Linked DNA regions of Homo sapiens: region 1 is linked to region 2. A link is an interaction called in ENCODE POLR2A ChIA-PET data of the cell type or tissue named here. Cell type or tissue: K562. All regions are shown on one strand. Each heading gives the region's core, and the rest is flanking DNA. Links, peaks and the distances in the headings are about the cores only.

Region 1 (5,384 bases), core at 225-5,224, 1.1 Mb after region 2:
ACCAAATTGCAGAGTTGAACGGCCCTTGCCTATCGTTCCTAGACCAGACTTAATCTTCTCATTGTTAGCATGTCTTAGGAGTCCATCTAGAATGACTACGCCACCGGAAACAATCAAACAAAATCTGCCAACTTAAAGCGAGATTGTCTGGTCTAGCTAATTAGGTGCTGTGAGTTACTGATATGTTAGCACAAATGTAGGAAGTGTCAAGCCTCTTTTGTGGTCTTGGAAAAGGATGCCATGGGCAGTTCTGGAACAATCTGCACCAATGAAACCAAACCCCTAGTATGCAAGAGGATAAATGACTAGAAAGGAGAGGGACAAGTCAAAAAGACTATGGCCACTCCAACTAGTTAAATCAATGACATTGCCACCATATTAAACATACTATGACTAAATGATACATTCCAAATGCAGGCATGAAGTCAGAGGTGTCTGTCCTGCACACAGTGGCGCTCAATAAATGCCTGTGGGATGGACTATATTTTCAGGCCAGACCAGCCTGGCCCCGCTTGGGCCCTTACCTGTTTCCTCACAGTTGAGCTGCGCCTGTGACCAATCCCGCCGAATCAGATTGGACCAATCCAGCAACAAGGGAGAAAAAGAGAAAATTGGGACGAATGAGATAAACAATCACTCTTAAACCCAGAAGTAAAGTTTTTAATAATTAAAAAAAATCTGTGTGGTAGCCAATGAAACATGTGACATTACTCAGTTCAGTCCCAGAAATGGCTAAGAAACTTGATAAATTACTTCCACAATAAAGCCTACGAAAGCTCTTTTTTTTCACAAAAGCACAGACGTCCCTGCTTTTAATGTCTACCACTACTCAAAATTAGAATAGGAGAGGACTGGTTCAATTTTTAGTAAAATATTTTTGGGCTAGACAATAAGAAGATTTTTTTGCCTGCTAGGAGACACTGGGAAACACCAAAGGATGCTTTTTGTTTTGTTTCTCTAGGAAATCCTTAAAGATCGCTATCTTTACAGGGAACAATTTTTCTGGGTTTAGAGTGTAGAACATCTAGTTTGGAAACAACCTTGAGAATCCTCTAGGTCAATGTTTTCCAATCTGTGTTTAGCCTCAGAAGCCTCTTCTCAAAGGGAATCTGACTCAGAGGCATAACACCCAAACCAAGGAGGCCAGGGCTGTCCTGCTCTGAGTGAAGGATGGGACCAGAGCCTGGTTGCTGGTCATCGCTCTGCCCCTGCCACCAGGCCACTCCTGAGGAACCCCTTTGGAATCCTACGACACCTTGAATCTAGTGGAGTGCTCTGGTCTTCTATAAGAGGAAACCAGAGTTCAGAGAGGGGAAAAGAGCGGCCTAAGGTCTCACAGCAAAATAACTCAGCACCGGGAAATTCAACTCAGCTCTTTTCAGTCCTACAGAGCCTTCCACAGACTCAGGAGCTCAGGTGAACTTACAGTAAGACTCTAACACCAAAAAGATGTGTTCCAGAGAATCCCATTATCCTGGTTCCCTCCAGTCATCAAGACTGGTATATTAATGGGATCTTTATTGTAATTCACAATGACAAAACAATGAAAGCCAAATGAAGCTATCTCTAAATAATGAACCTATAATTGTAAATGGCCTCATAATTATTATGTGTTTTGGCAGATATAAGTGGTTGATATAATGGGCTAACCCAGGGTCTCTAAGGAGTCCAACCCATTAAAGCCCCTTCTCTAGTTAAATCAGCACATTTCTAGGCATCTGAGAACTGCTGGATGAATGAATACCTTGCTCTCCGACAGCTCACAAATTTTCTCATAGCAGCACCATGACTGAGAGGGAAAATATTTGGCTGGGGTGGAGGAGGAAGGGGAAGGTGGGGAAAGATTGGGAGGGGTGCATACTTGTACATCAGGCAAATATTTCTACCAATACTCTTTGGCGAGCCAATGCAATGTAATATTTCATTATCCAGCAACAGTCACTACTAATTAGGGGCTGCCTTCTTTTCTGGGCATTAAAAAAAAAAAAAAATCAAATGCCATCTCCTGATCTTCTTTCTCTGGGTCAGAGACTCCCCAGAGCCCCTATGTTGAAGTCTAGCAGCTAAGGTTAGGTTACCAGAATCCTCTACAGTTGAATGTTTATGTTACTTGCAATTCAGTGGCGTTAGGGGGTCTCTGGGACAATTTCAGCAAATGATAACCCCTTTTACTCAGTTCTGCTTAGCTCCTTCTCAAAGTCCCAGAAAACCCCATTTCTATCTGAGATCAGATGGGGTCAGTAAGGCAAAGGGAAGTAAACAAACCCCGCCCCAGGCCATTGCTTTGTAAAGTCATTCAATGCCTTTACAACTCAACTCCTTGGCTCTCTCCCAGAGTAAGATTGCTCTACCCACCAAGCCTCTATCACTTCCCAGGCCTGTCCCAGGCCACACTCACCTGGCTAGACTGCAATCTGTCCGCTGACCTGTTGGAAACACAAAGGCAAAAAGCATTATGTTAAAGGAGAAGAGGTGAAGGAGGGAGACCCACTCCTAGTAACTACCATGCCTATCTCCCCTAGACAGCCACAGTATAACAGTGTGTGGCAAAAGAGAGGAGAGAGAGAGAGAGACAGAGAGAGACAGAGACAGAGAGAAAGAAAAGAAAGCACCAAGACCCTCTTTCTGGGCAAAAACTGTTTCTGATGCTGATTCCCAGTCCAGGTCAGTCCCCCTAAACCTTAGGGCCAATTCTGCTTCCCAATGGGAACATAGAGATGGAGGTAGTGGAACAATAGCAGCACAGATCATACTTAATAGAATAAATTATTAGAAGCCCTCCCAGAGATGAAATTCAGCTTCTCTTATGTTGGATGTGTGTGTGGTGGGGTGGAAGGCCAAGTTTACTTGCTCCTGAGTATACACACACACACACACACACACACACACACACACACACACACACACACAGAGAGAGTTGGAGGCTGAGAGAACAAGAGGAGTTGTTTGCGGGAGAGAACAGAGAAGATATGGATATTCTAGCTTTAGATTCATAGTAAATTCTCCTGTTAGGTTTGACTGAGGTGGCAAGGGAGATGGGAGATACAATGTTGATACTGCTAGCAAATCATGGTTCTCAATCTAACAGTGGGCCTTAGGAGTTTAATGGGTCATTGCTAGCTTTTAAAAAAATGAAACTGAAAATCTTCAAGTTCATGAGAAGTATTCTCATGTTTTAAAAAAATATATATGCATGTCTACATGGGAAATGATGTAATATATATTGCTTTCTTTAGGACCACAGTTAATGAAGCTCAATCTGTTTTAGATCTGCATTATTTAAACCAGGGGCAAACCCTAGCAGGTGCTGAGCTGGGGGAAGTAAAAATCAGCTCCCACACTCCTCCCTATCCAAGCTCTTGCAAAGGCAACTCCAAGGGCTGGCGGAGGGAGGGCAGGGCATTTTCTTGCCTTTAAAGGTTGGTAATTGTTGCTTACAGTTCAGCTCATCTTGAGCAACGCCATCCCCTACCCCTAACTGTCTCTCGTTACCAAAGGCTCAGCTCTTATGTGCAAAAATATTATTCTGAGCCATTATTTTCTACATCTGTTCCATTTCCATTCTGGAATATTCATACACATCAATTATCCCTCTACGGCAAGAACAAGGGGCTCCTGCATCATGGTGACAAAAACATTCAGAAGGCAGGGACGTGATGACTTGCACACAGAAAGATTTATAGCTTTTTTTTTTCTTTATTGCTAGAACTTGTCATCTTTAGATTAAGACAATTTGCAGCACTAATGATCAGCCTTCATCCCTCCATAGTAGCACATTTGGTGCATAAATGTGTGAGTAAACCCATTCACTCACACACACAAATGTGAGCGCATATGAATGCATTTGTATGGCCCCAAGGCCCTGCTCTCTGTCTTACTTATGGACTATGCTTAGACTGTCTTGATTCTCCATGGAGTGATGTGATAACCCAAGAGTAAAGATTTTCTATAAGCAAAGTTTGGCCCTCAATGCCCAAACTTGTTTAGTCTGAGTCCTTTCGGTGGTGAGGAAGAAGAATAGAAATTATCTAACCAGCTTTCTTCACATAAAAGAAAATGTCTTAAAAGCCATAAGATTGTGCTGGGCCCGGTGGCTCACACCTGTAATCCCAGCACTTTGGGAGGCCGAGGCCGGCAGATCACCTGAGGTCAGGAGTTTGAGACCAGCCTGGCCCAGATGGTGAAACCTCGTCCCTACTAAGAATACAAAAAAATTAGCCAGGCATGGTGGTGGGCACCTGTAATCCCAGCTATTCAGGAGGCTGAGGTGGTAGAATTGCTTTAACCTGGGAGGTGGAGTTTGCAATAAGCCAAGATCACACCACTGCACTCCAGCCTGGGTGACAGAGCAAGACTCCATCTCAAAAAAAAAAAAAAAAAAAAAGTCATAAGATCAGCCAGGCATGGTGGCTCACGCTTGTAATCCCAGCACTTTGGGAAGCTGAGGTGGGTGGATCACCTGAGGTCAGGAGATTGAGACCAGCCTGGCCAACATGGCAAAACCCCATCTCAACTGAAAATACAAAACTTACCCAGGCGTGGTGGCACGTGCCTGTAATCCCAGTTACTGGGGAGGCTGAGGTGGGAGAATCCCTTTAATCTAGGAGGTGGAGTTGGCAGTGAGCCGAGATGGCACCACTCCACTCCAGCCTGGGTGACATAGCAAGACTCCATCTCAAAAAAAAAAAAAAAAAAGAAGTCATTAGATAAAAGATTAGAGAAAAAAATTAATCATCTGGGAAATCATCCAAGGCAGGAAAAGGACAGGGCAAAAAAGGTGGGTAGGAGGTTCTGGTATAATAAGAAGTGAGGCTCCAATTCCTGGGGCCAATGAGCCAAGGAGTATTGCACACTTTCCTAAACTTTGCAGTTTGTCTAAAGAGTGCTCAAGAATTTATTTTAAAATGTCAGATCTCTGTGTAAGTACAGGCTTGCCTGTAACTGATGTTAGCACATATTCCCTGCAGCTTCTCCCTTCCACTCCCTCCTATCTTTAAGTGAGGAGATTAGATTAGTGGGGCAGGGAGGGGGGGGCGGCATTCAGAGGCATCCCCAACCTGGGAATCCCATTAATCATAGGATGCTGAGAGTTGGGCAGGAAATCTGGGCAGGGTGCCAAAAAACCCTGGGGAAGCTTCTCTTTCAACCTCCACCTTCTGTTTGACAGTTGAGGAGAGAAAGTCCAGAGTGCCGGTCCAGTTCTCTGCCTTGCTACTTTCCAGGGTCTGGTTAAAATCATTCTATGAGACAAGACAGTCCATTCAGCACCAAGGCCTCAGCATAGCCACACGAGAGAGGGCTGCCACTTAAACAGCATTAGGAGCTTTCAAAGCAGAAGGAAACTGATGCTCTTTCTGGAAGCTATAGAAAGCAGCAGTCTGTCC
Region 2 (5,384 bases), core at 258-5,257:
GAATTTAAACATATTTTTATGTATATGAGAATATTTATAAAACTGTAGACTACAGGGGGTTAAATATTTTGAAAATCTAAATGATATAAATGGAAATACAAATTACCAAAATTCATTCAAAAATATACTTCCAAATGTAATTTCAAGGTTTCACAACATATAAAAGATATGAAGCTTACCAACTCATTTCATCAAATCTAAGTTTGATATCATAAGATGATATCTGTGTAAAAGTGATCATATATTAGTCCACAAAAACCCCTAAATACATTTTAAAGTATAGCAGTAGTACATAGTATACTGTGTTGCTATAAACTAGAACAAAATTTCTTCAACCCAAATCCCAAAACACTTGAAATTAAAACTGAGTGAATTTAATTGGATAAATTTAGAAATGAATGAATTAAAATTAAAAATAAAAATTTTTCAGGCTCTGCTTCTACTAATAGTAATCTCAACAGTTCAAATAAAATATTGCTCCAACCATCCACCCTCAAGAAAGGCTAGAAATACTGGAGAATTAAAAATATTTATCTGTTAAAGCATCAGAAAGCTAACAAACTAGTGAAGCATTCCTGGGCCATGATCTAGGAGAAGATGAGAATCCAGTTGAGAGCTGGGTATTTGGGCTTGGCAACTGGGCTGCTTATTGTTTGGGAATGGGCAGCTGAATCAGGACGGGGCAACTGAGAGGCTGAACAGACTTTTGATTTTCTCATGAAGTTAAGGGACAACAATGGAAGTCCAGGGCCTGCCCCAAATGGAAGGCCTGGTAATACCTTCTGATGTGTTCTGAGGCCACAAGAACTAGGCCCTGGTAATCAGGGTTAACTGAAAATAAATTTGCTGTCTCAGAGACTGGAACTAGTACTTCAAGTACTGGTACTGTGGGTGGCCCTGGAAAATCACAGTTCCTGAGACTGAATTAGAGTGGTCCTAGATTGCTAATGTCCCCAGATGCCTGCAGAAACAATGACAAAAATTCCATCTGGAAGAAGATGGGTTATCTAAGGCCTTGAAATTATTTCTACAGACACAGTTTTCAAATAGAATTCCTGATACACAATCAAAGATAACCAGATATTTGGAGAGATAAAATAACACACACAATTACTGATGACAGAAACTGACCCATTAGAACTACAGACCTGTTCAAGGGTATAATTGAAACTTGTAAGAACTAGAAACTATTAAAAAGAACAGGGTGGGATGTGGTGGCTCACGCCTGTAATTCTAACGCTATGGGAGGCTGAGGAGAGTGGATCGTTTGAGCTCAGGAGTTTGAGACCAGCCTGGGCAACATGGCGAAACCCTGTCTCGACAAAAAAAAAAAAGTATATATACATATATATATATATATATATTATCCAGATGTGTAGGTGTGGTGGTGCACACCTGCATTCCCAGCTACTCAGGTGGCTGAGGTGGGAGAATTGCTTGAGCCTGTGAAGGTTGAGGCTGCAGTGAGCTATGATTATGCTACTGTGCTCCAACCTGGGCAACAAAGTGAGACCCTGTCTCAAAAAAAAAAAAAAAAAAAAAAAAAAGGAAGAGGGCAGATTTGGAAAATAAAAAGTCTAGAATTGTAAAAGTAAAATATGATTGCTGAAATTAAGAATTTGTGTGAGATTAATAGCAGGTTAGACTCTGAAAGAAAATCAATGAACCGGAAGCTAGGACAGAAGAAAATACTCAAAACCAAGCACCAATATATAAAAAGATTAAAAAATACAGACTAAATACATAGAAGAATAAAGCCTAGCATGTTTAACTGAAGTCCCTCGATGAGAAGAGAGAGAGAACTGAGCATAAACAACATTTGAAGAATTAATAACTGAGAATTTTCCAAGACTGATGCAAGACATCATTAAATTACAGGTTCAAAAGGCTATACAGGCCTGGCACGGTGGCTCATGCCTGTAATCCCAGCAGTTTGGGAGGCCGAGGTGGGCAGATCACCTCTTGTCAGGAGTTTGAGACCAGCCTGGTCAACATGGTGAAAACCCATCTCTACTAAAAGGGTAAAAATTAGCCAGGCATGGAGGCACAGGCCTGTAATTGCAGCTACTTGGAAGGCTGAAGTGGGAGGATAACTTGAACCCCGGAGGCGGAGGTTGCAGTGAGCCGAGATATCCCACCACTGCACTCCAGCCCAGGTGATAAGAGTGAAATTCTGTCAAAAAAAAAAAAAAAAAAAAAAAAACAACCAAAAAAAAAAAAATGTGCAAACCCAAGCAATACAAAGAAATTCTTACCTAGACACAACACAATAATATTGTAAAAAATCTGTTTTAAAGTGTAATCCATTTTAAAAGCAGCCAGGAAACATGGACAATAACCTTCAGAGGAACCACACTTAGAAAAATGTTTAAAGAATTTGTTGTCAGAAGCTCTACAATACAAAAATGCCAAAGAGACTTTTTCAGGCTGAAGGAAAATAGTTTCATATAGAATTGACAGAATTGCAATAAGAAGGAAACACACCAGAAAGAGCTCATATGCGGGTATGTTTTCATTTAGGATCTTTATGATAGAGAAAACCTCTTCAGTCATTACAAGAAACACAAGATGGCAGTAAAGATTTTATTACGGGCTGGGGGTATGGCACGCCTGAAGATCACACAGAGGTTGGTCAGCGCGAGGAGACAGACAGAGAGAAGGGGACCCATCAGCCAATGCCTTTATTGGGGACCAGAGTATGACCCAGCATCTTGCATCTACAAGCCAAGGTATCTCCCATGGGGAGTTCTAATTGGTGAGTTTAAAGAAAGCAGGCACATGTTCCAGGCAGTCGTGCTGCGACTGAGAGGTGGTCACGGCAGCATATCTGCGAAGTCCATGCAGGGCACAGAGGTCAGGGACGCTAGTCAAGTAGGTTTTATCTAGCTGTCCCATAGAGAGGTGGTCACCAGGAGGCAGTTGTATAAGGCAGATATCTGGCTCGACCACGTTGCAAAATTGGGAGGAGGTACAGAACTAGAAAGGGCATTAAGGGTGACTAAGCCCTGCTTCTGGCATGAGAAAGCTAAACATATTCTAAATGGATGCTGAGGCAACATAAAAATTCTAAGAATTCACTAAGGTGTAAATATAAATAAATACTGTTTTTATAAAGACAACAGTGTCTTTGAAATATAGAATATATGTAAATCGTTAAATCAAGTTTAGCCTAAAGCCTTACGTAGTTTAAGCTCAGCCTAAAGGTTTCTCTGTAAACTGCAAACTATAACAAGTGAAGATGTAAACAGACCGCAGACTACTCTTACGCCAATCACCGAGTTTTGGCCAATCAAATGTGGCCAACTGTTTGAACTGTTTTCAAATAAGGCAAACGCTGAGCTATAACCAATCGGCTGTTTCTGTACCTCACTTCTGTTTTCTGTACGTCAGTTTCCTTTTTCTGTCGGTAAATCCTCTTCCCCCATTGCAGCTGGGCTGGAGTCTCTGCGCTTACTTTGGCTCGGGAGGCTGCCTGATTTGCGAATCGTTCATTGCTCAATTAAACTCTTTTAAATTTAATTCAGCTGAAGCTTTTCTTTTTGCAAAACGTATGGCAACAATACAAAAAGAGGGGGAGGACATAAATGGAATTAACTATTAATAGTTTCGGTACTTGCGTTGTTTGGAGAGTGGTAAAAGTACAATTTTAGCAGACTATAGTAAATCAAGGATGTCTATCTCTAGAGTAGTCATTTAAGAATAAAAAATGGAATATAACTTAAAAGCTACTGGGGAAATAGAATAATAAAAATACTTGATGAATTAAAAAATGTGAGAAATGAGGAATAAAGGAACAAACACATGAAACAAATACCAAGACTTAGACTTTATATCAGTAACTATATTAAATTTATTTATTTTTAATTTTTATTATTAAATTTTAATGTTCCAAACACACCAATGAACAACTAAGACTGAATAAAACAACAAAACCTTACTATATGATGTTTATAAGAGACAAGCTTTAAATATAAGACAAAGAAGGGCTGAAAGTAAAAGATTTAAAACACATATAATATAAAAACAATAAAGAAAGCTTATATAGCTGTATTAATATGCAAAGTAGATTTTAAGGTAAGAAGTATTATGAGAGGTAAAGAGAGACATTTCATTATGATAAAATAGTCAATTCAGCAGAAAGAATAAACCAAAAATTTCATGCATTTAATAACATGTTTAAAATACATAAAGTAAAAATTGCTAGAACAAAGAGGAAAGACAGACAAATTCATAGTTGTAGTTGGGGATTGTAATGGGTTGAATAACCACTGTCCTCCTTAAAAAATATCTGTGTCCTGATCTCTGAAACCTGTGAATATGACCCAGTTTGGAGAGTCTTTGTAGATACAATCACGTTAATGATCTCGAGCTGTGACCATTCTGGATTGCCAGGGTGGCCTCTAAATCCATGTCCAGTGTCTTTATAGGAGACAGAAGAGCAAAGGACACACACAGAGGAGAAGGCGATGAGAAGATGGAGACAGAGAAGGAAATGATGCATCTACAAGCCAAGGAACATCAACGATTGCCAGCAGCCACTGGAAGGAAGCCTGGAGAGAGGCACAGAACAGCTTGCAGATGGAACCAATCCTATTGACATCTTAACTGGATTTCTGGCCTCCAAACTGTTAAGAGAGTAAATTTCTCTTCTTTGAAGCCACTAAGTTTGTGGTAATTTGTTACAGCAGCCCTGGGAAACTAATACAGATATTTTACACATGCTTCTCCATAACTGAGAGAACAAGTGGAGGGGGAAAAAAAGACTGTTCTAAACCACATTTTCCTAAATGACATTTCTAGAAAATGAAGCAAAATAACTGTACATTCAAGTGCATATGTAACATTTTACCAAAATCGTCCATATTCTGGGCAATAAACCATGTCTCAAATGATTAAATTAATGAAAGAATGATAACTAGAAGATCTCTAAATATTTAGAAATTAAGCAATGCCCTTCTAAACAGCCTATGGGTCAGAGGAGATATTAAAAGTGAAATTAGAAAGCTTTTATGTACAATGATAATAAAAATATAAAGATTGTTGGAAATAAATAAAACAGTTTTAGAGAAAAATTGATAGGTTAAATGTACATATTAGAAAAATAAAGGTTGGAAACAAATTAATTAGTATCAAGAATTTAGGACTGGAGGAATACACAAAGCTTAAAGCAGAAATCAATAAAAGAGAAAATAGTCATAAACTAAAGAAAAAACAAGAAAGTTAAAAGTTGTTTTTCTGAAAAGCTTAGTAAAATTGATAAAGCCCCGGTAAAACTAATCAAGGAAAAAGAAGCAAAAGAAATTACCAATATCAGAAATTAATGAGTGTAAGGGTATCACTACAGAACTTACAGGCATCCAAAGGCTAATATGAGACTATAATAA

What was found. ChIA-PET counts read pairs that join two places held together with the same protein. Peaks named below come from ENCODE experiments on the same cell type or tissue, not always from the same donor. Only the 100,000 strongest peaks of a DNase experiment are listed, where the experiment ranks them.
Region 1: POLR2A ChIA-PET joins it to region 2 with 8 read pairs; 1 of 35 experiments calls an interaction of 5 or more read pairs at or near these places.

What each region holds. Positions count from the first base shown.
Region 1 is chr1:206,416,415-206,421,798 of GRCh38, reverse strand. It overlaps SRGAP2 (SLIT-ROBO Rho GTPase activating protein 2), which reads right to left. Exons shown (of 23, transcript NM_015326.5): 12 at 2,399-2,426; 13 at 525-549. Among named protein-coding and RNA genes, the nearest start is that of IKBKE, 51 kb to the left of the region's middle. In K562, for the core only: no CTCF peak of the experiment used is centred there; a DNase peak (open chromatin) is centred at 2,308.
Region 2 is chr1:207,517,788-207,523,171 of GRCh38, reverse strand. The region is part of intron 4 of CR1 (complement C3b/C4b receptor 1 (Knops blood group)); the gene reads right to left. Among named protein-coding and RNA genes, the nearest start is that of CR1, 24 kb to the right of the region's middle. In K562, for the core only: a CTCF peak has its summit at 2,593 (motif pointing right); DNase peaks (open chromatin) are centred at 2,830 and 3,331; H3K4me3 peaks cover 1,214 bases.